Regions from separate parts of the Homo sapiens genome. Here region 1 is linked to region 2. A link is a loop called in an ENCODE intact Hi-C map of the cell type or tissue named here. Cell type or tissue: PC-3. All regions are shown on one strand. Each heading gives the region's core, and the rest is flanking DNA. Links, peaks and the distances in the headings are about the cores only.

Region 1 (3,215 bases), core at 470-2,969, 68 kb before region 2:
AGTTGTAGCTGAGGACTTGACTACCTGACTAGAGCTAATGTTTCCCAGGCCCCTGTTGGGTAGATGTGCCTAAATGACTATGTTCTCAACAATGATATGTGAACAGAAGTAATATGTGTCACTTCTTTTCCGGAACCTTAGAAAAGTAGGAATGCATCTGCTTTCTCTTACTCCTTCCACTGGCTATAACCTGAGCATGTCGGGCACTTAGTTTTAGCCATAGATATGATGAAAATGTCCTGTTTGCTGATGCAGTTATGTCTTAGAAGGAATTTTATTACACCAGTGACTGTGAGGATCAGAGCTGTTCTCCCTTCCTGGACAGCTCGCTTACTGTATTTTATAACTCTATAAGATGAGTATTTCGATCCTCATTTAGAAGATGAGACAACTGAGGTTATAACATAATAGAGAAAAAAGCATCTATAATCTTTTTGTAGGTCTTTCTGTTATTGCAGCTTCTCTAGACCATACAAAACACAGAGGAAGCTGCTACCGTCAAGTTAGGACTATGCACACAAGCATTGCAGAAGGTGGCGTGCCTTCCCTGTCATCCCTATCAGCAACACAGTGAAACCAATATGCAGCATATCTTGCAATAAAGAGAGACCTCAAGGAATTTGAGTGCACAGAATTTTTAAAAACTTTTATCTAGCTTTATATAAGCTAGTGTGACTTAAGAGGAAGAGTACGCTTGTCATAAGTAAATTTTATAATTGCTATCACAAAGAACTATATATAAAATTAGCCAATCTGTATTCCATATTTATAATAATAAATATGGTGAAATATACCAAGCTATATGGGACTATATAGACAAAAAGAAAACTATGCAGAGGCCCATAATCTAATGTTAAGAGACATTTAGCTTCTCAGTTCATGGATTTCCATAGGTGACCAGGGAGAATTTATAGCCATTACTTTTAAACATGCGAACAAATTAAATGTAAAATGATATGAACAGCTTTGGAAAGAAATAAACTCCGTACTAAAGATAGTTAAGTGGAGTCATATAGTAGTCAACTAGTGCTAACCAGGGCCAGGTAACAAATGACACTGAAGTTCTCACTAGTCAAAAACAAGTAGAATTCATTTATCATTCATTGGTATAAAGACAAGCTGTGGCTCAGCTAGGATCATCCACTGGGGTCCAATTTGCAGCCTGGGTTCAAGTTGACTCTGTATGTCTCCTCACTGACTTTGGCACAGCCAGCTAGCTTGGACATGCTCTCCTCATGCAAACACAAAAGCACAAGAGAGCGAGTGGGAACGCATGCTGCCCCTGAAGATGTTGAAACTTCTGCTAACGCCGCCTTGGTTAAAGCAGCTCCTATGGCCAAACCCAACACCAAGGGACAGATAATCCTGCTGTGGCTGCCAATTCACATGGTGAAGCCACGAATGGATCATTATGTAAGATTGGAAGTGAAGACTTGAAACCAATAATAACCCAATTCCTCGCTGGTTGGAGTGGAAATTTAGTTCTAATTATAAGTCTTACATACTTTCCACTAAGTCCTATTGCCCTGAAATTTATTTTGTTTTTTCATATATGAATTCTTAGTATAAACGATATTCTTATGAAGTAAGTATCACTGATTCCATATGAGAGATGAGGAGCCTGAGGCTCGTAAAGTTTGAATAACTCAGAAAATGTCAGACATTAAACAGCGGCAGAACTGAAGTTCATATTAGGTCTTTTTGAATTCATACTCTTTAAAATGTGAAAGAATTAAATAATTTTACATAACTTTATAATGCATGCCCAAAGGACTTTCATTGCATGAACTACTCAGAAAGCCTTAATTCAGCATCTACTGTGTGAGGGGCACCACAGCAAGCCCTCAAAAAAACACATTTATAAACATATAATATTTAACTTGAGCTTCATGTCCAGGTTAACTAAACAACATGCTTAGTCAGTTTGAATTACTCATGTCTTGCTTGATGAACAATGAGCTATTTTACAGCATTATAATAATTCCTAGTCACACACAGCGCAACTCCTTTTGGTCACTGGTATTTGTTTTGGCTTTACTTGCATCTCCCATTTCAAAACATGTTTTTTCCTCAAGAATCAATTGTTTATTTATTTTTGCTCATAAGGACTCACACATATACCAGAGAGGTATCCCTGTTACAAAGATTTACTAACTAGATTTTTCTTTAAGACACACATTTCCTTTAGGTGAGCATGAATTCAACATTTGATCCAGCATGCTTGTTTGGTTATACTTCCAATTTAAAAAAATAACCTGCCACAATATTTTTTCTACTGTGTTTATTTTAAATAATTCTTAGCTGAATTCACACAATTCATGCTGTAAATGTCAGGTGACTAAAATGGAATATTATTTGAAAATAGTTATCATAATGTTTGTGAATGGAGAAATGAACAGAGACCTTAGTATTAATAAAAATGTTGTGATGCTTTGGATAAGTTAGATAAAGAGACAGGTTTGATATTTATTTGAATTATGTAACTCAAGGAAAAGATGTCAAAAATCAATAAAAGTACTATTTTGACAAGCATGATGATAATTTGAATCATTTATAATTGCTCCATTATAATGGAGTACAAGGTTGGAAGATCGCCATTCATATTTTGTGAATGTAGGGCATGTTAAACCCCCTCCGACGTGTTCTACCAACCAATTGGATGCCACCAATTGATATGGTGATATTTTATTTCTCCTAAACTTCATTTTTTAGAATTTTCGGCCTGGTGCTGTGGCTCACACCTGTAATCCCAGCACTTTGGGAGGCAGAGGCAGGTGGATCACGAGGTCAGGAGTTCAAAACCAGCCTGTCCAAGATGGTGAAACGCTGTCTCTACTAAAAATACAAAAATTAGCTGGGCGTGGTGGCAGGCGCCTGTAATCTCAGCTACTCAGGAGGCTGAGGCAGGAATTGCTTGAATCCGGGAGGCGGAGGTTGCAGCGAGCTGAGATCATGCCGCTGCACTCCAGCCTGGGCGACAGAGCGAGACTCTGTTTCCAGAAAAAACAAACAAACAAACAAAAAAAAAAAAACTACACAACAAAAAAAGAATAAAAAAGAAAATAAAATTTTCTTTTAAAGCAATTTCTACAGTATGTGCTCCTCTCATTAAAAACAATTTACCAAGTGCGTCTTCTACATCAACTACTCTACTAGGTGGTTTCCATTCATTAGAATCATACATAAATCCACTCAGTGATTCCCACTTTTTTTTT
Region 2 (3,215 bases), core at 202-2,701:
TCACCAGTTCGAGCCCAATTTCCTGAGGCCTATATTCTTCATTATATTGATGATATTTTAATTGCTGCCCCCACAGATAAAGAATTAATTGACTGTTACCAAATTTTGAACCGCTGTGTTACAGAGGCCGGATTACACATCGCTCAGGATAAAATTCAACAGACCACTCCTGTTCAATATTTAGTAATGGTGGTCGATAAACAATGTATTCAACCTCAAAAAGTTCAAATTAGGAGAGATTCTTTAAAAACTTTAAATGACTTCCAAAAACTTTTGGGTAACATTAATTATTTAAGACCTACTTTAGGCATTCCGACCTATGCATTGTCTAACTTGTTTTCTACGCTGAGGGGAGCTTCCGATCTCCACAGCCCCAGGACTTTGACCCCTGAGGCTTTACTAGAACTGGAATTCATAGAGGAAAGAATCCAGACTGCCCAGTTATCTAGAGTAAAGCCGTTTCAGCCTTTTCAGCTTCTGGTTTTTGCTTCATTACACTCCCCTACTGGACTAATAATTCAACATAATGATTTAGTGGAGTGGTGTTTTCTTCCTCATACTGTGTCAAAAACTTCATCTGTTTATCTAGACCAAATAGCCATATTAATTGGACAGGCTCAGTGCAGAATACTTCAAATTTCTGGATTTGATCCAAATGTAATTGTAGTTCCTTTAAATCAGCTCAAAGTTCAAGCTCCCTTTCAACATTCTGTACTGTGGCAAATTCACTTGGCTGATTTTATTGGCTTATTGACAATCACTATCCAAAAAACAAATTGTTTGATTTCATACAAATGACATCTTGGGTGGTTCCTCAATTAACCAAAGATCAATCCATTCCTGAGGCCATTGTTCACTGAGCCATTGTTCACTGATGGCTCCAGTAATGGCAATGCTGGTTATATAGGTCCTACAGACAAACTTATTTCTACCTCTTATACTTCTGCTCAAAAGGTGGAGTTAATTGCTGTGATTACTGCCTTACAGGATTTCCCCAAATCTTTCAATATTGTCTCAGATTCTGTTATGTTGTACATGCCACTAAAAATATAGAAACTGCTACTATCAAACATATCGATAATTCTGAATTGGCTTCTTTATTTTCAAGGTTACAACAGGTGGCTTGCCAATGTAGACACCCTTTCTATATTACACATATTAGATCTCATACCACTTTACCAGGATCCATGTCTGCCGGTAACCATAAAGTCGACTGTTTGGTCTCTTTTACAACCCAAGAAGCTCAGGAGTTCCATAATCTCACTCATGTCAATGCTGCTGGATTAAAAGATAAATTTTCTCTTATCTGGAAACAGGCTAAGTTTATTGTTCACAGCTGCCCTCAGTGCCAGGTCTTCGTACTTCCAAATCAGGAAACTGGCATTAATCCTAGAGGCCTAACTCCTAATGCTTTATGGCAAATGGATGTGACTCATGTTAGCTCCTTTGGCAGACTGTCATATGTGCATGTCTCTGTAGATACCTTCTCAGGTTTTATCTGGGCTACTTGCCAAACAGGGGAAGGCACGGCCCATGTTAAAAAACATCTGTATTCTTGCTTTGCAGTTATGGGGCTTCCATATCAAATAAAGACAGACAATGCCCCTGCATATGTTAGTAAGGCTTTTGATACATTTATGCAACAGTGGGGAATTTCCCATATTACTGGAATCCCTTGCAATCCTCAGGGACAAGCTGTGGTGGAATGGGCCAATCGCACTTTAAAAACCCAACTGTCCAAACAGTCTGAACAACCAAAACATGATTTAACTACTCCCCACTTCCAATTACATTTGGCATTGTTTACTTTAAATTTTTTAAATGTTCCTAAAGATAATATTCTAACTGCAGCTGAATGCCATTATACAGGCAAAAAATTCTTCTTAAATGAAGGCAAGCCAGTGTTATGGAAAAACTCCCAAACCAATACCTGGGAACCTGGCACAATTATAACGTGGGGAAGAGGATATGCTTGTGTTTCACCAGGAGATCATCAATCCCCTGTGTGGGTACCCACCAGAAGACTCAAGCTTCGGGTGAATACTGACAATGAAAACCACAGAGGAAAGACGTCTGTGTCAGAGACTGCCCTCAGACATGGTGAGATCTGTGCCAACTCCTCAGAAACAGGCACACCAAATCACAATGGGTTTAAATCAATCCTCCCTGATGGCAATGAAGACCCATCTAACTAATCCCACTTCTAATTACCTTTCTTTTTCTCCTTACAAACCTAAAAATCTCACCGTTTCTATTAGCCTTAAAAAAAAATCCCTCTGTTCTTCCCTTCCTCCTTCAGCACTCAATCTCACTTACACTAGGTTTTATTTAATGATTCTCCTCCTCATACTTTCTGTCTCACCAGTTTCCTCTCACACTGATTTACCTGCTACACATGATTATTCTTATTGGGCTTATGTGCCTTTTCCTCCACTTATTCGACCTCTCACCTGGATAGATGCTCCTGCAGAAATCTACACTAACCACAGTGTGTGGATGCCTGGAGGCACAGATGACCATTGCCCTTCTCAACCAGGAGAAGAAGGCACTGCATTTAATGTTAACATGGGTTACAAATATCCCCCTCTGTGCCTCAGACATGCACCTGGTTTTATGCATCTAGAAACTCAAATCTGGGCTGCTTATCTTCCATAAAGATCAGCTACAGATAAAACAGGACATTTGGTCTCTGGCCTCTCCCTTTCTCCTTTAAAACAAATGAAAGGAGGAGTAATGGGAGATAACTCCATATTTTCAATATAAACCTGCAGGAAAACCATGCCCTAAAAATTTTGAGGGCCCATCTAAAACTTTAATTTGGGAAAATTGTGTTAACTCACATGCAGTAATATTAAAAAATGACTCATATGGTTTAGTAATAGACTGGGCACCAAAGGGCTATTTAAAAAACAATTGCTCCTCTGGTGGAAGGGAATGCCTGGAAGCTACTTATTTTATTTCTTATCAGGAGAATGAGAATCATCATTCTACTTTGCATAGGAGGTTCAACTCATTCTTTCCCTTAAAATGGGAAGATAAAGGCATTATCCCTGCCAGGCTTCGTATGATACTCCCCATTCTGAGCCCAGAACACCCAGAACTTTGGAAATTGGCTATTGCCATGTCTGGACTGCGAGTATGGGAAGGTAAAACTATTCTGTCTGTTGTCCCCACTACCGTCCCACTCTCTCTCAGTATCAATGTAGATCCAGACA

Evidence for each region. A loop is a pair of places that touch in the nucleus more often than their neighbours do. Peaks named below come from ENCODE experiments on the same cell type or tissue, not always from the same donor. Only the 100,000 strongest peaks of a DNase experiment are listed, where the experiment ranks them.
Region 1: it touches region 2 in a loop (6-fold over the local background); 1 of 110 quality-filtered maps calls a loop at or near these places.

What each region holds. Positions count from the first base shown.
Region 1 is chr5:40,039,664-40,042,878 of GRCh38, forward strand. No RefSeq gene overlaps it. Among named protein-coding and RNA genes, the nearest start is that of LINC00603, 11 kb to the right of the region's middle. In PC-3, for the core only: no CTCF peak of the experiment used is centred there; a DNase peak (open chromatin) is centred at 1,998; H3K27ac peaks cover 964 bases.
Region 2 is chr5:40,107,540-40,110,754 of GRCh38, forward strand. No RefSeq gene overlaps it. Among named protein-coding and RNA genes, the nearest start is that of LINC00603, 57 kb to the left of the region's middle. In PC-3, for the core only: no CTCF peak of the experiment used is centred there; DNase peaks (open chromatin) are centred at 1,359 and 1,662; H3K27ac peaks cover 1,821 bases.